2 separate regions of the Homo sapiens genome follow, and region 1 is linked to region 2. The links are chromatin loops, found by intact Hi-C in ENCODE. Cell type or tissue: HepG2. All regions are shown on one strand. Each heading gives the region's core, and the rest is flanking DNA. Links, peaks and the distances in the headings are about the cores only.

Region 1 (15,411 bases), core at 4,838-7,337, 410 kb after region 2:
ACGTGGAGAGACTGTCTATAACCTAGAGAAGAAGGGTGCAGCCAGGACTACTTTTGCCTTGGATCTTTGCCGACTCCATTTCTAGCCCATGTCATTTTTTCAGTAAATCTCCTTTTTCATGAGGGGGTCTGAGTGAGACTCTGATCTTTCTACCACCACCACATACTAAGGCTAGTAGCTGCCAAGCCACACAAAGTACCTCTTTCCTCTCCAGGGTTTCACCAGTGGATTCCAGAAAGCGGGCTCCAGTTTCCTTCCTTGAGAAACTTTAAGGTTGTCAATTATACATCTGCTTGAATTGATTCAAGTGGAGCCGGAAGTGGCCCACATCACCTACAAATACACTCTCTAGGCCCATGTTTATTCAGCCAAAAGAGTTTGGTCTTGATTTGACCCAAGCTGTCCCCTGATTGCAAGAGGCTGGACCATAACATCTAGTTATTGGGAGCCTATCCTCTGAAGATATACACGGATTGAAGCAATTTGCAAATACAAATTTATTACAGAGACAGTTTATTGTATTGGAAATAGTGACTGTTTTTAAACACCAAATGCTGTCATTATGTAAAATTTGTGCAACACTCTCAGATCTTAAGTTATAAAAGAGCTAGATACATACATCACAGAGAATATATATTCCAACTCAATGTGTACTACTAGCAACTGAAGTTTAATTTTAAATTGGGTTATAGAAAAATCCAGTATAGTAAATAAAACTTTTTAAAAGTCTAATGGCGATGTCATTTCCAGGAATGTAATGAATTAAATACCAAGACTGACCTGCTGGCTAAAACAACTAAAATGCTGAGTGGTTTCTTTAAGATAATTGTTATATGCATTAATAAGCTGTCAATAAAGAAAACAATCATTGGAGGCTGAAATCAAGTGAACACAAGAAACCAGAGTGGGCCGGGTGCGGTGGCTCATGCCTGCAATCCCAGCACTTTGGGAGGCCAAGGCAGGCGGATCATGAGGTCAGGAGATCAAGCCCATCCTGGCCAACATTATGAAACCCCATCTCTACTAAATATACAAAAATTAGGTGGGTGTGGTGGCATGTGCCTGTAATCCCAGCTACTCGGGAGGCTGAGGCAGGAGAATCACTTAAACCAGGGAGTCAGAGGTTGCAGTGAGCTGAGATTGCGCCACTGCACTCCAGCCTGATGACAGAGTGAGATTCCGTCTCAAAAAAAAAAAGAAAAGAAAAGAGAAGAAACCAGAGTGATCAGAGCACTAACAACAGTTCTCAACCGGAAAACACTTGTCAAGCTGATCACCTAGAGGTTTGCTTTTTAAAGTTTCACTCCTGGCAGGGAACAAGAGACAAATCCTAGGCCAGATAAAGATGGGGGATCTTATAAAATCATAAAGGTAGCATTCTAGAAATCATCACCACCAAAAAGGGGGACACACACACACACACACACACACCTCACACCATCATCAACAACAGTCACCATGAGAAGACAAGAAAGGAAAACCACCTGCCTTAACGTGGAATGACTGGATGCCTGAGGGATGAAAAGTCCCCTGAGAATTCCAAATCACAAGCCAGCTCTCAGGTGAGTTTGAACCCCAATTCACATTACCATGTTGTCAAATAAACCTCAGGAGGAGAATGTGGCTTCAGATCAGTGGTCTCCAATCTTTTTGGCGTCAGGGACCAGTTTCATGGAAGACAATTTTTCCATGGCCCAGGATGGGCGTAGGGATGGCTTGGGATAAAACTGTTCCACCTCAGATCATCAGGCATTAGTTAGATTCTCATAAGGAGCTCTCAACTTAGATCCTTCACATATGCAGTTCACAATAGGGTCCGCACTCTTATGAGAATCTAATGCTGCTGCTGATCTGATAGGAGGCGGCGGTCAGGCAGTAATGCTACTTGCCCACCACTCACCTCCTTCTGTGTGGCCTCGTTCCTAACAGGCCATGGATGGGTACTGGTCCACGGCCCAGGGACTGGGCACCCCTGCCTTAGATTACCCTTAGGTGATGGTCCCACATGTGCCTGCCTTCCCTGAAGAAATTCACCTTGAACTTGAGACCCAAAGAATCCTCACACATAAAATTCCAAGGAATAGGAGCCTAAACACACACACACACACATACACACACACATACACATACACACACACAAACAAACAGCCCAAAAGGAAACAAGGAATTTCACTGAAGAGTGGTAGGCATAATAAATAGAATTATCAAAAGTTGGAATTATTGGTCACTCAATATTGTTAGGCCTCAGGACACACCACCCCAAAATATCCCTCCCAATAGAGACCAGGATATGCCACCCCAAAATATACTTCTTTGGCATATTTTGAGCTGATGATTCTGAGCAACTGCAGACACAGAAGTTGGTCTTGTCCTTTAGTAAAAGAAATTTACCTTTATAAAGGAAATCTACATTAGTAAAAGTATGTGTATCAGGAAGACGGCTGCTCCTGACAACTTTTATTACCTGAGAGACTTTTTTTTTTTTTTTTTTGAGACAGAGTCTTGCTCTGTCACCAGGCTGGAGTGCAGGGGCATGATCTGGGCTCACTGCAATCTCCATCTGCTAGGTTCAAATGATTCTCCTACCTCAGCCTCCTGAGTAGCTGGGACTATAGGCGTGTGCCACCACACCCAGCTAATTTTTGTATTTTTAGTAGAGATGATGTTTCACCATGTTGGCAAGGCTGATCTTGAACTCCTGACCTCAGGTGATCCTCCTGCCTTGGCCTCCCAAAGTGCTGAGATTACAAGCATGAGCTACTGCCCCCACCCTATCACCTGAGAGACCTTTTATCTGCCTAACAAAATAATCTTTATTCATCTTACATTGCCTCCCCTCACCCTTGCTCAACTTATGTCACCACCTGCCCTCAGAAGCCCCGAGCTCCTATTCCTTTCTGTAGCTCAGGATGCTGTATAAACTTCAATCATCTGACCTTTCCTGGAGTCTCATATTTTGTGGGACTCCTGTGTGTATGTACATAATTAAATGTGATTTTTCTCTTGTTAATCTGTCTTATGTCAATTTAATTTATGGCTCAGCTAAAGAACCTACAAGGCTGGAGGGAAGCCATTTTTGCTCTCCTACAATATAAAATACATATATTTGATATGCTTAAGAAATAAAAGAGCAGGTAAAAATATGAGTAAGTGGTTAAAAAAAAACTGTTTAAAGCTGAAGCATATACTTTAAAAATAAAAATTCCAAAACTGAAAAGTAAAATAAACACAATAAACACAAAGCTAAATAAGGCATTAATAAACTGGAAGATAGGTCTGAGAAAATTATGCAGAATATAGTACAGACAGACAAAGAGAAAGAAAATATGAAAGAAAGGTTGGGAAACTTGGAGGATAGACTGACAACATCTAACAAACATTTAAGCAAAATTGCTAATGTAGAGGAGAAAGTAGTAAAGTAATATACAAAGAGATGAAAGCTAAGAATTTCCCAGAAAGGATGAAGGACAACTGTCTAATTCAGGAAGCTCAATACATTCCAAACAGGAGAAATGAAAAGTAATACTCATCCAGGCAGATCACAGTGAAATTGCAGAACATCAAAGACAAAAAGAAAAATTGTAAAAGCAGACATAGTGAAATAAGAGATTACTCAGCAGGACCAAAAGTTAACATAACAAATTATTACTCAATAGCAACAAGGGAAGCCAGAAGGCAATGGAGCAATATCTTCAAGGTGCTAAATAAAAAATAATTATGAACCTAGAATTGTGTGCTCAGGGAAAATAACTTTGAAGATTAGAACAAAATAAAAGTTTTTTTTTTTTTTTTAATCTTTCGTTTCGGGGTAAATGTGCAGGTTTGATCTAAAGGTAAATTGCGTGCCACAGGGGTTTGTTGTACAGATTATTTCATCACGTAGGTAATAAGCACAGTACCCGATAGGTAGCTTTTCAATCCTCTCCCTTCACCCACCCTCCACCCTCAAGTAGGCCCTGGAAAAAGTATTTTTAAACAGACTGAAAGAGTTTGCCTCATAGATCCTCATTAAAAAGAAATTCTAAAGGATGTGCTTTAGGCATGAGCCAAGTTAGCCCAGTTAGGAAGTTTAAGATGCAAAAAGAAATTTTAAAAAATGTTAAATATGCTACCAAATCAAAAGAAATATCAGTTAAAACAATATTAATAATAAGGTTCCATGGAATCAAAAATTGAAATAAAATACACTACAATAATTGCATATAAATTGAAAAAGACCTAGTCATTGTTTTCTCAATTGAAAACTTTACATTAAATTTTGTAAGTAAATGTATAACTTAAAGGTAGTAGGAAAAAGAAGAAAGTGAGCAAAAATAATCAATCCAAAATAAGACAAAAAGGAAAGAAAAAAAATAGAAAAGATTGAACAATAGTAAGGGCAAAACATGATGAGAGAAATAAATGCAGATGTATTATTACTTATAACCAATGCTAGGACTAAATCCACCCTTTTGAAGACAAAGATTACGGAATTGGATATTTTAAATGCAACTATATGTAGTTAGAATGAATAAGATCTAGTATTTGATAGCACAAGGGTTGACTACAGTCTTATAAATAACTTAAAAGGTATAATTGGATTGTTTTTAACACAAGAAATGACAAATGCTTGAGACAATGGGTACCTCAGTTACCCTGATGCGATGAATACCTCATGTACCTCATAAACTTATGTACCTACTATGTACCCCAAATTAAAATTTTTTTAAATGCAACTATATGCCACTTATAAGTATTGTTTAAAATGTAAGGCTATGTTGGTAACATTGAAAATAAAAAGGTAGGAAAAGCCACAGCATATAGATTCTAAACAAAAGTCAACAGGCATGGCTATATGAACATCTGGCAAAATAGAGTTTAAGGAAAAATCATAACTAGAGATAAGGAGAAGCCGTAATGAAAAGACGAGATTTCAGAACACCTCTCCAAGTAATTGATAGTTCAAAATCATTGAAGATGCATATTTTAACAGCATAATCAACAGGAATAATCTTATGGATAGATACTGAACATTGCACCAAATGCACAGATAATTCATATTTTTTCCAAGTATACATGGAATAGCTATGAAAAATAGACCATAAAATAACAAATTTCAAAATTGGTATCATACAACCAATATCCTCTGGTCATAGCTAATTAAGTTTTAAATCAACATTAAAAGGTAAGTATATAATTACTTTTCTAATAATAACATAAAGATCTGTCATACGCAGCATTAAACTAAAGTCATTCCACGTCATCCTTACTGAGTTCTCTCTGTGGTCCCTGTGTTCCTAAGTTGGCTATTTGGCATCGTGGCTGATTTTTGTGCATACAGCCTTAATTAGACGCACATGATTACCATATTAGACATTTTACCTCATTGGAAGCAACCTCTTTAGTACAGAAGTCGCATATTGTACACTCTGAGGTGTCAGGAGCATATCTGGTGACCGGGAACCCAGAACTCTCTAACAGAGAAAATGAATCCTCATTCCCAGTTTGGAGCAATCTTAGATGACATTTGGTTTGAACACGCCTTGTCTAGGTAAGCAATGCCCACCGTTTTAGATCCTACATGCAGCACTTAGAGACTTCGAATTTTGGAGATTCTATGTTTTTACATAGTGTCAGTTCTGATCACTTATTGGCCTTTCTTTCCACGAAGTAGGCTTCAAAGATAGAGAAGATTGTTTAAAATGTTACAGCGTCGATGGCTGGGTTAAAAAAAAAAAAAAAAGACCTTGGTCTGAATGGCACTTGTTACTATGGAAGTATGAGCCCTGAAGATGCTGGGGAAAATTGTCCATTGAGGTCTGCACGGAGCACAAGGGCAGGCATGATCCCCTTCATTTTCGACCTGTTAGGTCAGCCCTGAATACCAATTTTTTTTTTTTTTGAGACGGAGTTTCACTCTTGTTGCCCAGGCTGGAGTTCAATGGCGCGATCTCGATTCACCGCCACCTCTGCCTCCCGGGTTCAAGCAAATCTCCTGCCTCAGCCTCCCGAGTAGTGGGGATTACAGTCATGCGCCACCAAGCCCGGCTAATTTTTTGTATTTTTAATAGAGACAGGGTTTCTCCATGTTGGTCAGGCTGGTCTCGAACCCCTGACCTCAGGTGATCCGCCCTCCTCGGCCTCCCAAAGTACTGGGATTACAGGCGTGAGCCACCGTGCCCAGCCTGGATACTGTTGTTAAACACAGTGTTTTCCTCCATCTATACCCACAAACGTGCAAAATGGCCTCAGTTCTTCAAAGAGCTGTCTCCCTCTAGTGGCCAAAGATTAAAAAAAAAAAAGAACCCTGCAAGGGACTGGAGTCACTAAGGACATAAAACCTTTACACCTTTGCAGGGAATATAGAAAGAGTCCTTGAATTTGGAGGTATCACTGTAGCATATAATTTCATAAGTCCCCTCATTATGAATCTGGGAAGGATTATGTCAATTTCAAAGGGTTACTGTGAGAACTAATCTGAGTATCACTAAATGAGATCAGCAACGAGGTGTTGAGACGTTACAACTGGGAGGTTGGCAAGGTGTTGAGACGTCACAACTGGGAGGCTTACTCGCTAGTACCTTACTGGCTTTGGCACAAGCGTTTAGAAGTAAAACGGCGAGCAATGACAAATCATGCACCTTCATTGTCACTCCCAGATAGCTGAAGACATGGACTTCAGCTGTTGAGACCATAAATGTCAAAGGTATCCTGACAAACTGGAGCTGCCCCGTGGTAGACGTAACGATATGGCTCCCATGACTGGAGGAACACCAGGGTCCTTAGTCTCGCGCCAGTTTGAATAAAACGACGCGGACACATGTGGAGTGGTTTTAAGGAGTGGAGAATTTAATAGGCAAGAAAGAAGGAAGAGGCTCCCCCTGTACAGAGACAGATGGAGGGATCTCCAAGCCGAAAGAGGGAACCCTGGGTGTGGTGGAAAACCCCCAGTTATATGAGGAGGCTGGAGGAGGCGGTGTCTGATTTGCATAGGGCTCAGGGATTGGTTTCACTAGGCATGTCATTCACATAGCCCAGTGGAAAAAACTGGCCTTCCCATCCTAGTCCTTTGATATGCAAATGCAGGGCCCCCTGATGTTCTACACACGTAGGTATATGTGGGGGCGGCCATGTTGCCAGGCACATAGGGGGCAAGAAGAAGACAGTGGGAATTGCCATGTTTGGGTGGACCCAGTTTCTAACAGCTGGCATTTGTGTATCAAAGCTTGCCCCCCAACTCCCATACTAAGAGTTGGGGCTTTCCTGCTAGACAAGAAATGTTTCTGGAGCTGCTTTAAAAGGAAAAAAAAAAAACTTCCCAAGGACCCCTCTTCCTCTCTGCCTAAAATAATTTCTTAATAACTCCTAAAACAATTATGGCCCCTCAAAAGTGTTCACGTCCTATCCCTAGAGCCTGTAGATGAAGTAGGTTCCATGAAAAGGGAGAATTAAAGTAGCAGATGGAATTAAAGTTGCCATAGGATTATCCTGGATTATTGGGGTCCATCCAGGGGAATCACAAGGGCCCTGAATGTGGAAGAGGGAAGGAGAAGAGGAGGTCAGAGCAATGTGTCATGAAAAGAACTGGAAGAGCTTGCACAGCTGCTGCTGTCTGGTGCTGTCTGGTGGGAAAGGGAGAGGATCACAAGCCAAGGCACGTGGGCAGCTGGAGGGGTCAAGGAAAAGGATTCTCCCCTAGAGCCCCCAGAAAGAAACCCAGCCCTGCCAACACTTTTACTTCAGTCCTGGGAGACCCGTTTCAGACTTGTGACAACCCAGAGTGTAAGATAATACATTTGTGTTGTTTTGAGCTGCTCAATTTCTGATACATTTCTAAGAACAGCAATAGGAAACTTTATGCTGTATTTGCTCTTCTGGAGGAAACGGAAATACTGACAGACGTTGAAGTCACTCTTCCTAATCAGAAGTGACCTGCCAGTAAGCCTCGTTTGTACCATGAGCTCAGAAGTCTCACATCCAACTGAGATTCAGACTCTAGAACGTGGATCCCAGTGAGAGGTGACAAGGTGCTGGTGGCCCTCGCTCTCTCTCAGCGCCTCTTCAGCCTGGTAGTCTGCTCTGGCAACGCCTGAGGAGCCCTTCAGCCTGCCGCTGCACTGTGGGAGTCCCTCTCTGGGCTGGCCGAGGCTGGAGCCAGCTCCCTCTGCTGGCAGGGAGGTGTGGAGGGAGAGGCCCGGGCGGGAACCGGGGCTGCGCGCGGTGCCCGCGGGCCAGTGCAAGTTCCAGGTAGGCATGGGCTTGGCGGCCCTTTACTCAGAGTGACAGGCTGGCACTGCCAGCCCCAGCAGTGAGGGGCTTAGCACCTAGGCCAGCAGCTGCGGAGGGGGCACCAGGTTCCCTAGCACTGCCGGCCCGCCCGTGCCACACTCGAATTCTCACAGGGCCTCAGCCGCCTCCCCGCAGAGCAGGGCTTGGAACCTGCAGCCCGCCATGCCCGAGCGGCCCACCCCCGCCGTGATGTGCTCCTGCACCGCCCGAGCCTCCCTGACCGGCACCGCCCCCTGCTCAGGGGCACCGGGTCCCATTGACCACCCATGGGCTGAGGAGTGCAGGCGCCGTGTGCGGGTCTGGTGGGCAGCTCCGCCCACGGCCCTGGCACGGGACCCACTAGGCGAAGCCAGCTGGGCTCCTGAGTGGGGTGGGGACTTGGAGAACTTTTATGTCTAGCTAAAGGTTTGTGAACACACCAATCAGCACTCTGTTTCTAGCTTAAGGTTTGTAAACACACCAATCAGCACCCTGTGTCTAGCTAAAGGTTTGTAAATGCACCAATCAGTGTTCTGTGTCTAGATAATCTGGTGAGGACTTGGAGAACTTTTATGTCTAGCTAGAGGATTGTAAATGCACCAATCAGCACTCTGTGTCTGGCTCAGGGATTGTAAACACACCAATCAGCACCCTGTCAAAAGGGACCAATCAGTTCTCTGTAAAACAGACCAATCAGCTCTCTGTAAAATGGACCAATCAGCAGGATGTGGGTGGGGCCAGATAAGGGAATAAAAGCAGGCTGCCCCAACCAGCAGTGGTAACCTGCTCAGGTCTTTTTCCGGTCTGTGGAAGCTTTGTTCTTTTGCTCTTTGCAATAAATTTTGCTGCTGTTTACTCATTGGGCCTGCACTGCCATTATGAGCTGTAACCGTCACTTCCTAGACCTGCCGCTTCACCCTTGAGGCCAGCAAGACCACAGACCCACTGGGAGGAATGAACGACTGCGGATGGGAGGAATGAATGACTACAGGCGCACCGTCTTAAGAGTTGTAACACTCACCGTGAAGGTATATAGCTTCAGTCCTGAAGCAGCGAGACCACGAACCCACCAGAAGGAAGAAACTTTGAACATGTCCGAACAGCAGAAGGAACAAACTCCCAACACACCATCTTTAAGTAAACTCTCACACTCACCACGAGGATCTGTGGCTTCATTCTTGAAGTCAGTGAGACCAAGAACCCACCAATTCCGGACACACCAGGGTCTTGTTCCTCAGTACTCCTTCCCATATTGAGAGGAGCTGGTCCTGCCATTCTCCCTGACACTGGCCAGGCATTAAGTATATTTGCAGGCTGAATATCTTTCTTGTGTTGTATGTTTGTCTCCTCCAGCACTACACATTCTGTGAATCTATTTGTAGCCTTTCAAGCAATTGATAAAACACTGATACTTTTGCCTCTGCCTCTGCATCTATTCCGTAGTGAGTTGCATCAAAACAAGACCCAACGCTTTCCCGTGTCGCAAGATGATGAGTGAAAAATTGAGCAGCGGGAAGCTAAGGAAAGAAACCTGTAGCCAAGAAGGCTCATGCCAGTGGCAAGATTAAGAAGGGTAATCTCAAACCCAAAGAGCCCAGGATGGGGAAGCCCCTCTGTAGCAGAAACCCTGTCCCATCAGGGGTATGGGCAGATATTCCTGACCTGCTTGTAGTCCAGAAAAGCCATGTACAAGAGGAAGCATTCAGCCGCTAAATCCAGATTTGGAAAAAAAAAAAAAATGGTTCTTGCTACTGTCACAAAACCAGCAGAGGATGATAAGAATGGAGGTGCCTGGATGGTAAAACTTCCGGAAATGCCTACCTATGTGCCTACTCAAGATGCGCCTTGGAATCATGGAGCCCTGGCAAACAAAACAAAACCCTTCAGTCAGAACGTGGGAAGGCTGCAGGCAGCCTCACTCCCCCGGGACTGCTCCCATCATCCTCACTGGGCGCCACGGAGTCCAGAGGGTGGTTTTCCTGAGCTGAGCAGTAATTAGACCTCTGCTTCTCAACTGAGTTCCTCTGTGTGGAACATACTGGAAATGTGTCATCAGCACCTCCATCAAAGTTGCGATGAGCAGTGTGAAAATCCCCCACATCTGGCTGCTGCACACGCACAGACACCAGGAAGGTGAGCACTTCCACACAGAGAAGGAAATGCGGCTTACACAGCAGTGCGAGACAGATCAGAAAGCTGTGGACTCACAAATGCTGCCCCGAACCAAAGCTGTCCCTCAGCTCTAGGGCTACCTTCATTCTGTGTTCTCACTCACAAACGCAATGTGTCCTGACCAACTGCGGTTCTCAATTTCTTGCAAAGAACCTAATTAAATAATGGATACATTTCAAACCAACCAACCAACCAAGCCTGGGTGCTTCTTGCAGAAAGCTTCCAGCCCTTTTTGCTGGATGGGAGCCCAGTCCTCACTGCTGCGAGAGGAGCAGGGGCAGAAACAATGAGTGCTGTCCCCAGCTGCCCCCAGCCAGGCCTCCAGGCCCAACTCCTGCTGCACCTAGGGGGCCGCCACCATGGGCTCCCAGGGACACACGCTTGCTGCCCAAGGGCAGTGTGAGCAGAAGGGCCTACTCCCTGCAGGCTTCAGGAGAACAAAGGCCCTGATTCAGGGCTGCAGTTTCCTGCTGCTGCTAGCAGAAGGCTGCAGGCCGGGCTCTCCTACCCAGGCAACATCACACTTCTGGCTTTCTTCACTGAGTCCCCAATAAATAGGAGGCTTTGAGCTGCAAAATGTGATGCTGTATTTCATGAAACCCCAGAGACCCCAAATGACTGCCCCTGTGCTTCTGAGGGGTTTCTTAAGGGTAGTGTGTTTCCAGGATGAGTTACAATACCTTTTGTCCCACAAGCGAGACACTTTTGCATATGTGCCACTCTGGTTCGGCCCGCGAGGCTGTAGCGGGGGCTGACACGTGGTATTTTTGTGGGGAGTCATTGCCATTTGCTTTGACTGAGACTTTTCGGAGGGCTTTGCTGTCAAATTTTCACTGCGCCTGCACGGTCAGTAAATACCCTCTTCCAGCCTCCTTCCAGGCTAAAAACCAGTGTGGAAAAGTTTAGTCGTGTGTTTGACGCAACTGCATCTCGTTGCTATGGAAACCCAGGCTGCTACATAAACCTAATTCTATATTCCTCTGGCTTATCCCACTTTTCACTAGCAATTTTAAAGGAGATTTTCACCTTCCCTGGGTATTAACCTTTGACTTGGAGACACTAGAGTGGCTTTGTGGATTGTAGAATATCCGTATGCAAGAACTCACAAAACCACATCCAAAACAGCCATTTCATAGGCTGTGGTCTCTCGACACGGAGGCCCACTCAGCCAAGAAGACAAGCTCCGTTGAGTCCTTCTCCAAGAAGGACCAAGAGCACCAGAGAAGGGCCGGCCGGCAGCCCTGTGATGAGAAGCACTCTGGTGGCGCACCCAAGCTGCAAGGACCGTGTCATGATCGATGGGCAATGCCTGCCACAGACTTGGGGGCTGCAGAGGCACAGGTTCCCCCGAATCAGACACCATATGTCTACTTCAGAGCAAAGTGTATTCAGTCAGTTATTTACTTGGACTCCTAAAGCAAGATGGTAGTAGAAGTTCTTTCTGACCCTCCTAGAGCACAGGACCCTTCTAGAATCAGGTTCCTCTGGTCTTGGGCCTGGTGTCTCATTCCTTTTATTTGGGTCAAGACATGTGCTTCTGTTGAGCATTTGACACAGACCACTAAGAGCGAGCCCTGATATGAAATGGGGGCCTATTCTGCCTAGAGCAGGGGCAGAGCCTGTCTGATTTCCCTCTCCTGAAACTGGGGACTCTAGGAGGACTCATTAGGAATGTTTTTGTTGTTACGTAAGTGAAGGAAAGCTGACTTGAATTAGCTCAGGCAAAGGTTGAGAGTAAATGGTAGTGATACCCCACCAAAAAAGTCCTGTGGAATCCCCTGCTACAGCCTCAGGGGCTGGACAACAAGCACACATGCAAAGTCGTCTTGCCTGGCACACAAAGGTGTTATAAATCATTCTGGAAATACATCACCCTTAAGAAACCCTTCAAAAGCACAGGGGTAGTAATTTGGAGTCTTTGGGGCTTAAAGAAATACAGTGTCACACTTTTCAGGCTCAAAGCCTCCCATTCATTGGAGACTCAATGAAGAAAAACAGAGAGCCTGGCATGGTGGGTGCCTGTAGACCCAGCTACTCAGGAGGCTGGGGCAGGAGGCCCTCTTGAGCCCAGGAGTTTGAGCCCAGCCTGGGCAACATAGTGAGACTTGAGAAAAAGGAGGAAGGAAGGAAGGCAGGCAGTGGGGAGGGAGGGAGGGAAGGAAGGAAGGAAGGAAGGAAGGAAGGAAGGAAGGCAGGCAGGCAGGCAGGCAGGCAGTGGGGAGGGAGGGAGGGAAGGAAGGAAGGAGGGAAAATGATCAGAGAATAGGGGTTTGACTGCTAACTTGAACATCTGAGTGAGTAAGCTATTCGATCTCTAAATTTCCATGTCCAAATTTTGGCTATGGAAGGAGGGAAGGAGGGAAGGAGTGGGAGTGGGGAGGGGAGTTGTGATGTTGCCTTGTGATGGGAGTGGAGATCTCAATGTGCCTGAAGAGAGGGTCAGGATGCAGTCAGGCCTCAGTGACCTCTGTCCTGGCAGGACTCTTCTGCCATCTGGAGTCTAGTTCACTCTGTCATTGGCTTCAGACACTCTGTCATTGGCTCTTCTAGATAGCCAACATATCTCCATCAGCTCCTGAACCTCCAGCTCCCAATCAGGGGCACTGACTCCGTCCCTTCATTCCAACTCAGAAAAGTGCAGGGAGGGGTTCTCATTGGCCTGTCTTGGACAAGGAGGCCCTCTGGACTGACCACCATGGCAGCGCTGAAGTGGTCTGGTTGGCCTGACTTGGGTATTATGCGTACAGCTGGATCATGTAGCTAGGGCAAGGGGCAGGTTTGAGGACCCAGAGCTGCTTCTGGAGGCCCACCCCTAAGTATCAGGCCCTCTAGGAAAAGAGCAGAGTGACCACTGGTCACCCCTCACTGTCACCACCACCCCACAAGTCTGGACTGGGCACGGGAAGGGGTGGAGAAACCCTCAGCTTTAGAGTGGGTGAAAGGAGTCGAAACCATCAGAGCCCCAGGGGAGACTCAAAGTAGCGGCAGGAGCAGTAATGATAGCAAAAACAGTGCCATTCATTGAGCACGTATCTTGTGCCAAGCACATAGAAAGCACTTTACACGTGCTATTTCTAATCCTTGCAGCAGCCTTGCATGGTAGGTGCTATTGGTCCCGTTTTGCAGTAAGAAAATTAAGACCCACAAACTTTATGAGATGCTTCTATAGCCTCAGAGCTCATAAATGCCAGAAATGGTGCTTCCATGAAGGGCCTGGGAAAGGGATGAAGCAGGATGAAGACAGTTGCTCAGGAGGTCACTTAATGCTCCTGCGACTCCCTGTGGCAAAGGGACTCAGCGAGAAAGAGCCTTTTTGGAGGGATTGTGCAGGGTCTCTGGTGGGGGAGGGAGCTGTAAGAAAAAGGCAGCCCAGAGGGAGACTGTGTGCTGGACTGGACCTGGAAAGTTTGGTGAGGACCACAGGTTCTTGGATTGCCTGGGACTGTCCTGATTTCACCCGGTATTTTGACATATGTGATAATGGCACCCCTTTCATTCACAAAAGCAGTGGTGTGCTGGTGAATGTATAAAATAGGGTTTCAAATACATATATACACACACATATGCATAATAAAATAATACATATTGCATATACATATACAATATGCAGTATATATTATTGTCTTATGCATATATGCATATACATGTAGTATGTATATACCATATATATACATACAATGTGTGTGAATATATGTCTATGTATACATATATGCAATATGTATTGTATTATGTATATATGCATACACATATAGTATGTATATACTATATATACACTATATCTATACATACAGTATGTGTGTGTGAATATATGTGAATATATGTGTATGTATATGCAATGAACTGAATGTTTCTGTCCCCCAAAATTCACATGTTGAAATCCTGACCCCCAAAGTTAGGAGATGAGGCCTTGGGGAGGTGATTAGGTCAATGAAGGTGGGCTTTCAGGAATGAGATTAATGCCCTTATAAAGGAGATCCCAGAGACTCCCTTGCCCCTTCTGCCATGTGAGGACACAGAGAAAAGACACCATGTATGCACCAGGAAACAGGCCCTCATGAGACAGAGAATCTGCTAGTGCCCTGATCCTGGGCTTGCTTCCCAGCCTCTCGAACCGTGAGAAACACGTTTCTGTTGTTTCTAGCCCATGCAGTTTATGGTATTTTGTAATAGCAGTCTAAAGGGACTATGACAATATATACACACATACATACACATATTTGAGATCAAGGCTGTGTAATACATGATTTACAATCAATAATAAAATATATGCTTTTCTTTAATGTAAATTTCACATAGCCATCGATTCTCATAGAATACAATTCTGTGAAAATTTTTGGTTGATTTTTGCTAAAACCTTGTATTCTTAGTCAACTTGTGGTTGTAATTCAACCATGATTTGTCAAATGGAGATGCATTCCAATCTGCTAATTCTTTTCCCAATAAGTTTATTGTTGCTAAATCTGATATGTGCGCTAACGTTAAACAATTTCTCATCCTCATGAAAATCATTTTCATTAAACAGAAACCTCTTTCAGCTGCAGCGCTACTCACTACAATCATGCTGCCTTCATAGAGTTGCAGGAATCACAGCATCGTCTCAGTGTGCATTATTTAATAATGGATGCGCTTCATACCTGGCTGCAGAAAATTGAGTGATCAGCTCATTGTGCATTGCCATGAGCAGCCAGGACAACCACACTGCTGTAAGAGGGTCCTATTTCTGCCAATAAACCATTGGCTCACCCTACTTTTAGAAGCTCGAATCTACTCCCTGTAACTGCAGTGTTGGTGACTGTGACACTGTATTCTTAAGGCACCAGTCAAGGGGAGAGTGGGGGGAAGAAAAGGCTATGGGGTGGGAGCCTGGCATCCTGTCTGTGACCTGGGCTCTGTGTAACCTGTGCTTGCAGACTTGTAAACCGCTCCTCACGGGTCAACAGACGGGGCCACTGAAGGACAGCATAGGAGGGGCTGCCCCTGGGAGCCACGTGG
Region 2 (15,411 bases), core at 7,566-10,065:
TTTGTTAAGCTTATCTGCCTTAGTTTCTGTCTAGGTGGCTGTAAACACGCCCTGGTCTCATTTCCGAGGCTTTGTACTTCCTCTTTTCTCTCCTGGGACAGCTCTGCCCAATTTTTCCTGTTTCCAGGCTTTAGTCCCCTTCTCGGCCCCTCCCTGAAGCTTCTTCTGGTGAATTCTGCAGTTCATTCATTTCTTCTTCTTCTTCTTTTTTTTTTTTTTTTTGAGACAGAGTTTCACTCTTGTTGCCTAGGCTGGAGTGCAATGGAGTGATCTTGGCTCACTGCAACCTCTGCCTGCTAGGTTCAAGTGATTCTCCTGCCTCAGCCTCCTGAGTAGCTGGGATTACAAGTGCCCGTCACCATGCCCGGCTAATTTTTGTATTTTTGGTAGAGACAGGGTTTCACCATGTTGGCCAGGCTGGTCTCGAACTCCTGATCTCAGGTGGTCCGCCCACCATGGCCTTCCAAAGTGCTGGGATTATAGGCAGGAGCCACCACACCTGGCCCTGGAGCTCATTCATTTCTATTTGTTTCTGAAAGCAGGGACTCTAAATATTACTAACCCCATTTTGGCTCCTAGTTGTATGCTTATCTCTGTTAGAGAAGACTCTTGAAATTATCTAAGGAATGTAATACTTCATCCAGTTTTTTAAAACTCTAGAAAGCTAGATTCTGCAGCTTCTTAGTAGCCTATAACCGACTCTTTTTTTTTTTTTTTTTTTTTTGAGACGGAGTCTTGCTCTGTCACCCAGGCTGGAATGCAGTGGCATGATCTCGGCTCACTGCAATCTCTGCCTCCTGGGTTCAAGCGATTCTCCTGCCTCAGCCTCCCAAGTAACTGGGATTACAGGTGCCTGCCACCATGCCCGGCTAATTTTTGTATTTTTAGTAGAGACAGGTTTTACCATGTTGGCCAGGCTGGTCTTGAACTCCTGACCTCAAGTGATCCGCCTGCCTTGGCCTCCCAAAGTGCTGGGATTAGAGGCGTGAGCCACCACACCCAGCCTATAACTGGCTCTTACCCTTACTGTCGTTAGGCTCTTCCTCTGACTCTCGGCTCAATTAAAAAGATGAGGTAAACTTTATACACAATCCCTTCATGTATATTTAAGGAACAGTGATGTCTCCTTTTAACTTCACCTCTGCAGACCAAACACTACAGATTCCGTCAAAACCTGTTACAGCATGCTGATGTTTTTCAATCTCCAATAGGAGTATTAGTCAGCTATTAAGAATATTTTGCTAATTTGTTACCAAATATGGATTATCCATGGCGATGGTCTACCTGAAATTTCCCCTGTGAAATGGACATGGTTCAGTGAGTTTGAACATTGATACACTCAGTTCTTAATCGTCTTTCTAAATTCAGTGACAGTTCTTTTTTTATTGCCTAATAACCGCTTGCAAGAAGTCAAGTCCAGACTCTTCCTGATTTTGTAGGAGCGTTTGTGCTTTGCAACCTGCCCCATGATTATGGTGTGACCTGTCAGGATTCCCTTCGTGGTTACTTAGCAGAACGCTTAGGTCTGGCATCATCAAAGAATGTCTAACTCTGCTTGGTAATGATGAAACTGGTGGGGGTTTTTGAATTACTCTTAAAAAGTTATTTCCCCAGGTAAGTTCATAGCCTGGATATTTCCCCACATAAAAGATCAAACATTCCTTAATCTCTTCTCTATATCCCACCCTTTAAGACCTTCAGGTTAGAGAGGAGACATTCTGAAAAAATCCAAATGCAAACAGTGGTATGTCAGAAGAAATGGTTTCAAGTGGTCGCAACAGAGAAATAGCGTTGGCAAGGCGGGATCGGGGCTGATGAAAATGATACAGGCTTTTATATTTCTGCAGGAGTTTTTTTTTTTTTTCATTCCAAGCATACCAGAGTTTCACCAAAGCAGGTAGAAAGAATGTGAGAAGGGCCGGGCGCGGTGGCTCACGCCTGTAATCCCAGCACTTTGGGAGGCCGAGGCGGGCGGATCACGAGGTCAGGAGATCGAGACCATCCCGGCTAAAAACGGTGAAACCCCGTCTCTACTAAAAATACAAAAATTAGCCGGGCGTGGTGGCAGGCGCCTGTAGTCCCAGCTACTTGGGAGGCTGAGGCAGGAGAATGGCGTGAACCCGGGAGGCGGAGCTTGCAGTGAGCCGAGATCCCGCCACTGCACTCCAGCCTGGGCGACAGAGTGAGACTCCGTCTCAAAAAAAAAAAAAAAAAAAAGAATGTGAGAAGGTGTTGTCACAAAATCCAGGCATGAGTGTATTTCTCCTCCTTAGAGCCAGCCTCTTCTGGCAAGCCATTGGATCTCTTCAAGCCTCAGCTTCTCCATCTATAGAATGGCTACAGCAGTGTTACTTGCTTCCCAGGAGAGGAGCATTCCATCAGCAGTAAAGCATTCATTGATCTTCCTTTTGTTTCTCTGTCACAGCCTGGCATGGTCCCAAAATATTGTAGTAATCAATGTGTTTTGAATTAATGGGTTTCTAAATATTCCCATGCTTCACACAGACCGTTTTGGATCTCTGAAGTTTTGCACCGTGCAGCCTGTTAGGCAGTTGATCAACCTGTGACTACCTTGTTTGTGGCTTATTTTCCCCAGCCAGAGCAGCCCGGATCTGCTGGCAACCTGGCAATCTTTGTTGTGAGAGGTTAACACAATTCCTACAGTCTGCACAAGCAGGAGGTGGAGTGGAGGTGGGAGAGGTGCGGAGTTGGAATGGCTCCCAGGCTGCCGTCTTGGCTCGTGTGAGTCAGTGGCATGGAACACGCAGGTTCTGTGCATTTATATAAGGGAAGGAAGGCTGTTGGCTCTACATTCTATATATTCCCCAGTTGTCGCTCAGAATAGTCATGAAGATCCGTGCCTATTCCATGTTCTTTTGGTCTTACAATGATAGTCATATTAGGCAAAGAGAACACAAAGTCTCTTGAACATTAGCTGCTTGCCTTGAATTTCAGTGTGACGCATTCATTCATTCCATTTATTCATTCAAGAAGCAATATTTAGCACTTACTCTGTGTCAGGTACTGTGCTAGGAACTGAGATTCCTACCTCAAGAAACTTCAAGTTTACAGTGGAAGAGACAGGTAATCTTTGTGATCCAAGGTTACTGAAGCAGTGAGATGTGGGCCAGGTGCTCTGGGGAACCTGTGGATGAGCCAAGAATTTCCGATGTTGGGGCTGGGGTGGATAGGAAGGATGCACAGAGCAGAAGATCTTTAGAGTTTGATGCAATACAGTGTCGTGGAGAGGAAACATAGTGTCTTGAAGGAGAGCATAGGTGAGATTGAATTCTAGCTCCTCTTCTTAACAATTACGTGACCCTCAGGCAAGTTACCTATTTTTTTTTTTTTTGAACTTCAGCTTTTTCATCTGAGAATAGGCAAAGAAGATAATAAGATAATAATGTCCTAAGACTTCATCATAGTGTCTGGCAACCAATAGATTTTTTTTTTTTTTTGAGACGGAGTCTGGCTCTGTTGCCCAGGCTGGAGTGCAGTGGCGCAATCTCAGTGCACTGCAAGCTCCGCCTCAAGGTTCATGCCATTCTCCTGCCTCAGCTTCCCGAGTAGCTGGGACTACAGGCGCCCACCACCACACCCGGCTAATTTTTTTGTATTTTTAGTAGAGACGGGGTTTCACCATGTTAGCCAGGATGGTCTTGATCTCCTGACCTCGTGATCCACCTGCCTCGGCCTCCCAAAGTGCTGGGATTACAGGCGTGAGCCACCGTGCCTGGCCAAACCAATAGATTTTTAATTAATTAATTAATTAATGTCCAGTAATAGTTTTTAAATATGTTAATTAATTAATGTCTGTCTGTTTTCAATCTCTTCCTCTTATTGTTCCTCACATTGTTACTGGAGGCAAATTATTACAATAGAAAGAACACTAGAATTGGCTCTGCCACCAGCCTACTGTGTGACTCCAGGGATGCAGAGCTAGTCACACCTCCCTGTAGACCTCCTGTGGGATCTGTGAGGGGAAAGATCTGGGTTGACTTGTTTCCAGTTTTTGGCTATTAAGAGTAATGCAGCTACAAACATTCCCTACAAGTCTTTGTGTGACATATGTTTTCATTTCTCTTGGGTATACACCTAGGAGTGGAATTGCTGGGTCGTATGGTAACTCCATGTTTAACCTTCTGAAGGACTTCCAGGCTGTTCTCACATGGCTGTACCATTTTACAATCTCACCAGCATTGTGTAAGGGTTCTGATTCCTCTCCATCCTCACCAACACTTGTTACTGCCATTTTTTTTTTTATCTGAGCCATCCTAGTGGGTGGAAAGTGGTATCCACTGCAGTTTTGATTTGCGATCTCCTGGTGACTAATGATGTTGAACGTCTTTTCATGTGCTTTTTGGCTGTTTATCATAGCCTTTGGAGAAATGTCTGTTCAAATCCTTTGCCCATTGTGAGAGTCATTGACTTTGGTATTTGTTGTTTGGACTCTCCTTCTCCTGGCTTGTGGAGATTGCTTTATCCTCTGAGGTTGCACCGCAGATCCTCTTCTGCAAGTCAATGGGTATGGTTGTGGTGTAGCGGGTTTCAGCAGCAACAGTGGTCTGAGGACCACTAAAAATAAACATAAGGAGTGTCACTACGTTAGCAGCATAGGCTGTTTTATGCTGAAATAACGTCTCAGTGGCTTAACACATTAAGCCTCATTTCTTCTTCTGCAAAGTCTATGCTCCAGGCTGCTGCAATCTTAGGGCACGACTCTACTTTCTATGAATGTGAACAATGTGAGGGGACTCAGGGGCTTTTTGATGCCTCAGCCATTATCCAGACCCCATCACATGGCCCCATACAATGGGAAGGGATCTGGGAAGTGCAGTCTTCCATGTCCTGGGAAGGGGTGACCTGGTATTAGTGAGCATCAGCAGTGTCCATCGCAGTCACCGTCTCCCATTTCGTGGCAGGGTCAGTGACTTCTCGTGACAGCCTCATGAAGGTGAAAAAGCAGGGATACTATTAGACACTCTGATATTGGAAATCTCCTAGTTGGCTCAGTGGAACTACAAAACTTCACTTAGGGACACTAAGATTCATCTGGAATATTTGCTTCTAATTTGACTATACAGGTTTGGTACACCTTGGAATGGATTGTCTTTTCTGTCTTTTATATAATAATTCCAGGAAGACGGTGTTTTGAGTTCCTACTGTGTGCCAGTATTGTACTGTGTGCTGCTTATACAGGATTAATTAGAGCACATCCCTGCTTCTTAGGACTCATACACGTAGCACTGTACAAGAGTGGGGATAAACACATAGACTGACATCTATGCTGGTGAGTGAAGATTAGTAGCAGGAGGAAAGACTTCTGGGAGCAGAAATGGGGGAATCCTTGGAGCTTTCTCGGGGAGTGGGGAAGAGCATCCCAGGCCATTCCCTTTATTTTTAATTGTGGAAAAATATACATAACCCTTCATATAGATCATTTAAATCATTCATAAGTGTACAATTCAGTAACATTAAATACATTCACAATGTCATGTAACCATCACCAATATCTATACCTATTAAATAAGAACTCCCATCCCCTGGCACCCTTTATTCTACTTGCTGCCTTATGGAGTTTCCTATTCTAGGTACTTCCTATAAGTGGAATCATACAGTATTTGTCCTTCTGTATCTGGCTTATCTCACTCAGCATGCTATTTTCAGAGTCCGTGCTTTTTTTTTTTTCTTTGAGATAGAGTCTCTCTCTGTCACTCAGGCTGAAGTGCAGTGGCACAATCTTGACTCACTGCAACTTCTGCCTCTCGGGTTCAAGTAATTTTCCTGCCTCAGCCTCCCACGTAGCTGGGATTACAGACGTGCACCACCACGCCTGGCTAATTTTTGTATTTTTGGTGGAGATGAGGTTTCACCATGTTGGCCAGGCTGGTCTCGAACTCCTGGCCTCAAGTGATCCCCCTGCCTCAGCCTCCCAAAGTGCTGGGATTACACATGTGAGCCACCGCACCTGGCCTCCACGCATGTTGTAGCACATATTAAAATTTCATTCCTTTTCAAGGCTGAATAATAAATACTCCATCGTGTGTGTATACCAAATTTTGTTTATCTGTTCATCTGTGGATGGAGCCTTGAGTTGTTTCCACTTTTTGGCTATGATGCTGCTGTGGACGTGGGTGTGCAGATGTGGGTGTCTGTTCCAGTGGCACTCACTTTTTTAGGAAAATTTTACCTTGAGTTCTGAGATAGCACATATTCATTGTGGATTAGTTAGAAAAATACAGAAAATTAAAATTAAAACAGAAAATCACCGCTTTTGTATTTAGTGATAATTTTTACGGTAAAAATATGTTAAATTTATCTCCTTTTTTCTCTTTAAATATTTCAATAAATATATTGACTAGATTTTTAGTATTTATTATTTTTATTATTTAATTTATTGAAATATTTAAATAATTCAATACATATATTGAAATACTTAAATAATTCAATACATATATTGAAAAACTTAAATAATTCAATACATATATTGAAATACTTAAATAATTCAATACATATATTGAAATACTTAAATAATTCAATACATATATTGAAATATTTAAATAAATGAAATTTGTTAAATAAATAAATACATAAAATATTTCAAATATTTTTAATGACCATAAACAATACTTTTATGGGTGTGTCTTGATTTATTATTTCATTACTTTTAGATAGTTTTGAGATTTATTATAAATTACATCGAGATGAACATATCTATATAAATCTTTGTTGATAAATCTGTTATTTACATAAAAATGAAGCTACTACATCAAAGATATGAGCAAATCAAGTTGCTTATCACAAATGGCCGATTACTTTGTGAGAGTTTTGCCACAGCCTCGCCAGTGTGTGAGTCCCCATGTCCTTAAAGCAGCACAGTAATGCTCTTGCTCAAAACTGTGCTTCCCATTCCAGGGGTTTTGGCCTCTCTCTGCAGCCCCCACTTGGGGCACCCATTGTGGATGGGTGGAGACTGACTGTTGAGGAGAGTGTGCCTTGTTTAGTTATATACAAGTGGCTCTCAAGCCTTTGTTCTGCCTCCACCTCCTCCACGTGGTTACACACTCATCACCAGTGAGTCTCATTTCTTGCAGAAGTCTTCACTTTGGAGAGAGGTATATATGAGCAGTTTCTGGTAAGCATTTGAGAATCACTGATTGTGCTAGCCAGAGAAAGAGAACCAATAAGATGCAGTAAGATGTGTGTACACACACACAGGTACACGTGCACGCGCGCGCGCACACACACACACACAGGTACACATGCACACACACACACACACACACAGAGAGCAGGCCAGGTTGGAGACCCAGGGAAGAGTGGGTGCTGCAGATCCAATCCAAAGGCAGTTGGCTAGCAGAGTTCCCTCTTCCTTGGAGGAAGTCAGTCTTTTTCTCTTAAGGCCTTTGATTGGACGAGGGTCACCCATATCATGGAAGGTAATTTGCTTTATTCACAGTCTACTGGCTAAGTGTTAATGTCATCTGAAAGAGTCACAGAGACATCTAGACATCTAGGTGTCAGATCAAATATGTGGGTACCGTGACCTAGCCAAGTTGGCAATAAAATTAACCATCACACTGATCCGAAAAGTTTGGGTGCCACTGACTTTAACGTTCTCCTGCATATAGGCAAGAATTAAAACACACACACAACAAAAGTTTATTTTTACTCTGAACCACTTGAGGGCACCATGAACGAGGGAAATGGAAAGTTGTGGCTCATCCGCTGTTCCTTTTAGAACAACCAGCATTAGTACTACAGGAAACCTGAGGGGATTTCTCCATGCGAGTCCCTAATTTTGCAGTTGAGAAAGTTACTGTGACTGTGTGCAAGTCTACAGGGCAAAGTAATAGAGTGAGTGAATGAGGCCAGAACGCGAACTGTGTCCTCTTGACTTTGCATTTCATGTTCTTTTTCGGACATTCTGATAATTTCTATTAATTAATAATGGAAAGAATTTGAAATATATGTGAGTTGTTTTGGTTCCCATAAGTTACATATGGTGATGTGGCACCTAATGTTGTGCAGATTGCATGAGTAAAGAATCCATTTAACTTTTAAACATCAATTATGAAATGATAAACTTTCGGATTTACAAATATTGTTGATACTGAGTCTGTAGCGAGTTTTGGCCAACGCTCTAAGGGTTTTGTTTGTTCTTCCTTTTGTAAAATGTTGCCTTCGAGTAACACAAAGGCCTGTGGTCTGTGAACACTCAGCGTGCAAGGATTTCTTTGTTTTTCATGGACTCTGTGTGTGTGTGCGCGTGTGTGTGTGTGTGTTGGTTGTGGGGGCAAGAACTAGGGGAAAAGGGATGCCAAAAAATGTAAGCATGTAGTTTTTCTCCGCTTTGTTGTGAAAACAAAATTGATAATGTAACTTTTGGAATCAAGTCTTTTGTATTTAGATTGGAACGTTCTAATACCTTATTGTTACAAATAGACAATGTGTCTGAAAAGCTGAATTTTTGAGAGTGGATGGATTATTTAAAATAATGATTCTTAACCCATTTGTACAATTCTGTGTTCTGTTACAAATGTCTTTTCTTTGTCCATGTAACAGTCAATTCCTGTTCTCTGAAGGAGGAATTCTCTCGGTAATTTCTGAGCCCTTCTTTAGGTGGTTGGCCACCAGGGGGCAAGCGAAGAATGGCAGAAGCCATCTGACGTAGCCCCTTCATCACTGCAGATAAACTGGTGATGCTTTCCTGACACACTTAATGGCAACCAGAGGTTTTCTGCACGTTTGTGTTTGTGTGTAAGTGTGTGGGGTGAGTGTGTGGCAGTGGTTATTTGCTGTATTTTGACTGCATAAAATTGCCATGCTTTCCCCTCGGTCTCCTAGAAATCCTTGTAGGATAATTATAACACAAGAAACAGATTTGATGGAAATTCTCATAATTCTCATACTCTGAAGCTTAGCTCATATGCATATTTCAGACTTGCCAGAGCCCCTCTTCAGTGGCTTGAGACTTGGTCTTAATCTTTTTGTCTGACTACAAAAAAAGTTCAGTGATGTGGTTAGTGTGTTCTTAGAGACACTGCACACTGTGGATCTGCGGGAGAGAGTTTCACTCATTGTATTCTGTTATTTTTTTTGAGACAGGGTCTCACTCTGTTGCCCAGGCTGGAGTGCTGTGGCGGGATCTCAGCTCGCTGCAATCTCCGCCTCCTGGGCTCAAGCAATCCTCCCACCTCAGCCTCCTGAGTAGCTGGGATTACAGGTGCACACCACTACATCCGGCTAATTTTTGTATTTTTAGTAGAGATAGGGTTTCACCATGTTGCCCAGGCTGGTCTCAAATTCTTGGGCTCAAGTGATCTGCCCGCCCCGACCTCCCGTGCTGGGATTACAGGCGTGTGTCACCACGCCCGGTTCAGTTTTCATCGTAGTATTTATTTATTTATTTATTTATTTATTTATTTATTTATTTATAGACAGGTTCTAGCTGTGTGGCTCAGGCTTGAGTATGGGGTGTGATCATAGCTTACTGGAGACTTAGCTTCCTGGGTAGCTAGTACTATAGGTGCATGCCACCACACCAGGCTAGTACTGTAGGTGCATGCCACCATACCAGGCTAATTATTATTACTATTTTTTATTTTTAGAGAGACAGGAACTTGCACTGTTACCCAGGCTGGTCTTATATTCCTGACCTCAAAAGATGCTCCCTCCTCGGCCTCCCAAAGTTCTGGGATTACAGGCTTGAGCCACTGTGCCACGCCGTAGTATTATGAAATCATCAGAACCCTTGGTAGCGTGCGATTTCTTCCTCCATCTCTTGTGCTCAGCCTGCTTCTTATTTTAAAATGAGGTTCATTTGTAAGTTGCCTTGCTCACTATTTTTGAACATTTAAAACAACTTTTTAGAATAGGTAAGAAGTTGAGAAAATAGAGACAGAAAAAAATACACAGCTTATTAAGGCATTCCAAAATACATGCCAGATGATTATACAGAGCAACTCTTATTTTAGGAATTTCTTATTGGATGAATGATGAAATCAAATACTAAGTTGGCTTTGCATAATCAAGATATTGGAAAATAGTGGGTAAGGTAAATGCTTATGGTGGGAATTTAATTTTCCCATAGAGTCATACAATTTGAAAGAGTCATTTATATGGGAAAAAAAAACTTGACTGTGGAATTATTAATACCAGCCTTACTTTCAGCAAGGGCTGTGTCCTTGCCAGTGTGTGGCTTAAGTAATGAATTTCCTCATATAATCCCTGTAAGAAAAGTTAGATGGATAATGAAGCCACTTGATCCTTTCATGCTCATTGCCACATATATTCATTAAAATATCACACAGGTAATTCCTCATTTCCCTAGTAGCTCTTACCACCTTTCCAGATTTGAGTGTTGAAGAGACCAGTCTTCTTACTGGCTGCCCCAGGCATTCAGCAAAACTCAGTCTTTGTAGGAATGTCTTAGATCTGCTTTTTTAGATGGAACCTAGTCTATATCAGTTTACTAGTTCCATACGACGTGGCTAAACTCATTTTTCAGATGCTTTGAATGGAGTATAGAAGACTATTGCTTTACTAAAAAAGCAAACATGAAAACTTCAAGCCTCACAGTCAGCTCCTATCAATTTCCCTTTAATTACCTCCTCAAGTACCTGTTAATGGCTCATTAGTTATAAAAATAAATTATAGGTACTCTGCCACCCTGTTTGTAGTTTCTTTAGTTTTTGATTTCGCTAACCCCAGGAAAATGGATGTGTGGCAATAATACAGGAATGTGAATCAAATTGCTCTGTAATTTTATATATTTAATAAAGTATACAGCAGGGCCGTGTGCACATGGGGTTAAGCTGTGGTGGAGGAAAGTGCTCTGTGAGAAAACTGAAGTCCTCATACACCATGTTGGCTGCCTATGTTTCATTTCACGACATAGTGCTCAGCAAATAGGGCTGATTGGTTTTCAGTCCGGTTTTGTGTGGTTTTAGGTTCATAATGGTTCCTTTTCATATATGGCCTTTGAAACTTGCTTGACACTGCAGTCATCTCTCATAGATAAAATAGGTCACAGTGAGTTTTAAATTCTTTTTTTTTTTTTTTGAAATAAAAATGTTATTCAGGCCGGGTGTGGTGGCTCACGCCTGTGATCCCAGCACTTTGGGAGGCCAAGGCGGGTGGATCACAAGGTCAGGAGTTCAAGACCAGCCTAGCCAAGATGGCGAAACCCCATCTCTACTAAAAAATACAAAAATCAGCCAAGCATGGTGGCAGGTGCCTGTAATCCCAGCTACTCGGGAGACTGAGGCAGAGAATTGCTTGAACCCAGGAGGCAGAGGTTGCAGCGAGCCAAGATCGCGCCACCGTACTCCACCCTGAGAGACAGAGCGAGACTCCATCTCAAAAAAAAAAAAAAAAGAAAAAGAAAAAGAAAAAGAAAAATGTTTTTAAAATAAAATTGCAGGTGGTATCCCAATCTGCAAGGATAAAAGCAGAATGACTCTTTTTGGGAGGAGGGAGAAGAATCTCAGAACCTTGGCCACACAGTTCACACAGAGACGTCACCCTGACCCGTAGGACTCCGCAGAACTCAGTGTGAAAAACACCAAAATAGAAGATGAAATCATTTTTATGCTTAAGTACTAAATATTTCCACTCAATTTTTAGACTTGTTCAGCCACAAATGTAGACAGAAACATTGTGTACCTTCCTGGGCACTGAACTTTAGATCAGGAGTTGGCAAACTTTTTCCACAGAGGGCTAGATAGTGTATGCTTTCGACTGTGGGGCCATATGGTCTCTGTCACCACTACTCAGCTCTGCTGCCGTGGCACAAAAGCAGCCAGGGACATTATGGAAATCGCATGAGCGTGGCTGTGTTCCAGTAAAGCTCTGTGCATGCCAAAATTTGGATTCCATATAATTTTCACATATGATGAAATATTGTTTTGATTTTTTCTGATTTTAGCAAAAAGATACTCTCGGCTCTTTTTCTTCTTTGAGTTTTAGTTATTATAAAGGTAATACCATGAAAGAACATTTCAAAAGGATGAGAAACTCATCTTTAATTCCATAATCCATGTTCTTTTCTTCATACGTCACTGTATCTTATAATAATTGTAATTATAGTTGACCCACAGTTCTGTACTTTTGCTTTTACTTACTTAATTTTTTATACGTAAATCATAGTTTATGTAGTGTAGGTGTAAAATTCTGAAAATAAATTATGTTTACTTTTCTTTAATGTTACTTATTTAATTGCATCTACTCCCAGTGTTCTTCTACCCAATCCGAATTTCTAATCTTTTTAAAAGCAATCTAATAATTGTTTCTTAAAAAAACAAAATTATTATTCAATTTGGTGAATTTGTATTTGTTGGTATTCTGGAATATAAATCTCTGAAAAAGGGACACCCCATTGCAAGTAGATATGAGGATGGCAGTCATTTTCTTCCTCCAACCCTTAACACTGTCTTGGAGAGTTCCCATGTTCCGGTTGAATATTTTGGTACTGAAAAATGTCTTCAGGAAAGCAACAATTGTTTTCCTAGAAAAAAAACCTGAGAACTCATTTCTCTCTTTAGGTTGCCTGACATTTGTAGCTGAGTGAAACCATGGTGAGCATTGATTTATTTTACTATAAAATTATCAGTTTTACTCACTCAAACAATCCTTTTATATTAAAAATATTTTAAAAATAAAAGCAGGGTATTGTTTTGCTTTACTAAATGGAGTCACCTCTTTTTCTCTTACTTTTGACAATTTGGTTGTCAAATTGTGTGAATTGTGAAAAAATAGCCCTGAGTACAGAGAATTTTTACCTCAGGGATATCAAAAAAGTCATGTTAGTAATAAAATAAGCCATTGATTGTGTTAAAACTCAAGGTGGGTCATTTAATTGCAGTTATTAAAAAGTTCTTTCATTATTTACCTCTGGGAGAGACTGTAGGTAGGACTGTAAGATTATTAATGAAAATGCGTGTAGATTGGTTTAAATGATTCAGCTTCATCTCACCAAGGAGTTAGCATGTTCATTCATTTTACAAAAGTGTATTGAGCACCTCGCCTACTATGTCTTGAGTAATTTGTTAGACATACAAAGTTGACTAAAACATGGACTCTGACCCCAAGGCTAAAATGTTATTTCACATGTGCACAGTGCTTTACAGATTACAAATGACATCATTACATCCTCATAAGAATCTCATGAAGCAGATGTTGGTTCCATTTCATTCATGATGAAACTAAAACATAGAAAACATAATAGTCTCCCCAAGGCTGCCTGTAGCACAGTTCCTTAGATTCCCAATCAGGTGACCTTTCCAAACTGTAGAGATGGCTCTATAATAGTTTAAAAAGGAGAGATAAGAAATGTCCACCATAGGTAAATACAAAATAGACAGTAATACGTACAATCACAGAAGTTCAGCTAAAGTGGTACAGGAGTCCAGAAGACGGAGAGATGGCTTCTGGGTAGGGGATGGATAAAGGGCATAAGGACTAGGGATAGGGATGGATGGACTGTGCACTTTCAGGGCAGGGGAAGATCATTCCATCCAGAGCCGGAAAAGCTTCAGAAAAGCTTAAGCCAGGTGGGATATGGCATGGGAAGAATGGAAATAGGAACAGTCAGTGGTTCAATTTACCTTGAAGATAGAATATATCACATGGAATTATTAGAGATGAGGACAAAAAGATGGAAAAGAAACACATCTTCCAGGTCTTTGATGCCAGGCCATAAAGCTTGAATTTTTTTTTGCTGGAAGTGGAGAGCCATCTGAGGCTTCTAAGCAGAAGTGTGCTAATCTGGCAGCAGTTTTGAACAAGGGAGTTGCAAACTCACATACCTGTAAAGGCCATGAAGATAATAGAGAAGTGATGTGGAGAGGATACAGCAAAAAGAGAAGTATTCTCCAGGGGACCATCCACCATTCAATGCTTTGGGAATGCAATCTCTCATTCTGCTGCAGATTTACAGTTCTCCTCTGCATATGTGCTTTATTAAGTTACATCTTTATACGATGTGTTCCCATTGACATAGATTTGTAACTTTTATGTGGTTATGTTTTAAATCTTACAGAAAAAAGGAGTTAATAGTCAAATATACTTTAATACTGACTTTTATATGTACTTATGTAGTGTACTTATAATATGTACTTAACAGTGTTCTTTATTTCTTCGTGCATATTGAATTATTGTCTAGTATTTTTTCATTTCAACCTGAAGGATTTTTTGTAGGGCAGGTTTACTAGTGACAAACCCTCTTGAGTTTTTGTCTATCTTGGAATGCCTTAATTTCTTCTTCAATTTTGAAGGATAGTTTGCTGAATATAAAATTCTTAATGGACAGTTTGTTTTCTTTCAGCACTTTGCATGTCATCCTATTGCCTTCTGGCCTCCGTGGCTTCTGATGAGAAATTAACTGTTAATCTTACTGTGTATACCTTGTGACAAGGCTGTTTTCTCTTGCTGCTTCCAGGATTCTCTTTTTGTATTTCGACAGTTACATTATAATGTATCTTGTTTTGGACTTGTGTGAATTTATCATGCTTGGAGTTTGTTGAGTTTGTTGAATGTGTAGATTCATGCTTGGCCATTATTGCTTCAAATATTCTTTTGCCCTTTTTCTCTCTCCTCTCTTTGTGGAACATCACGTTGGTGTGCTTGATGGTGTTCCACAGGCCTCTTTGGTTCTGTTTATTTTTCTTCATGTTTTAATTTTTGTTCTTCAGATTGGGTAATCTCGATTGACCTATCTTCAAGTTTGCTGATTCTTTCTTCTGTCTCTTTAAATCTGCTATTGAACACTGAAGTTTGCTTATGGTACTTTTCAACTCCAGAATTTCTTTATGGTTTCTTTTTATAATTTCTGCGTGTTTATTGATATTCTCTATTTTGTGAGACATCATTCTCATGATTTCCTTTAGTTGCTTGTATATTTTTTTCTTAAAGCATTTCAACATATTTAAAATAGTCAATTTAAAATCTTTGCCTAGTAAGTTCAATAGCTTCCTCAGAGACAGTTTCTATTCATATCTTTTCTTTTTTTCCTGTGCGTGGGTCATACTTTCTTGCATGCCTTGTAATTTTTTTTTTGAAACTGGGTTTTGAATATTGTAATGTGATAACTCGGGTAGTCAGATTCTTTCTGATTCTCAGGACTTGTTGCACCTGCTTATTGTGGTTGCTGTTTCTTTGTTTAGTGACTTTTAGAAACTAATTTTGTTAAGTTCTGCCTTCTTTGTCATGTATGTCCATGGAAGCTTATGTTTGGTTAGCTTAGCAATTTGACAAAGATTCCCTCAAACATCTGGAACAAAAACAGAAAAAAGAATCAGAGAGCCAGTGTGCTGTGTGTATTAGGTTATGCCTTCAACCCTCAGCCATACAATTCCCAACTCTGCCTTAGCCTTCACTTCCTGCTTGTGCAGAGCCTGAAAGTCAGGCAGA

Evidence for each region. Peaks named below come from ENCODE experiments on the same cell type or tissue, not always from the same donor. Only the 100,000 strongest peaks of a DNase experiment are listed, where the experiment ranks them.
Region 1: it touches region 2 in a loop (16-fold over the local background); 31 of 110 quality-filtered maps call a loop at or near these places.

Annotation. Positions count from the first base shown.
Region 1 is chr4:184,244,775-184,260,185 of GRCh38, forward strand. It overlaps the pseudogene RPL6P16. Among named protein-coding and RNA genes, the nearest start is that of ENPP6, 35 kb to the left of the region's middle. In HepG2, for the core only: a CTCF peak has its summit at 6,229 (motif pointing left); a DNase peak (open chromatin) is centred at 6,237.
Region 2 is chr4:183,831,785-183,847,195 of GRCh38, forward strand. It overlaps a transcript of STOX2 not described here. Among named protein-coding and RNA genes, the nearest start is that of STOX2, 66 kb to the right of the region's middle. In HepG2, for the core only: CTCF peaks have their summits at 7,692 (motif pointing right) and 8,643 (motif pointing right); a DNase peak (open chromatin) is centred at 8,647.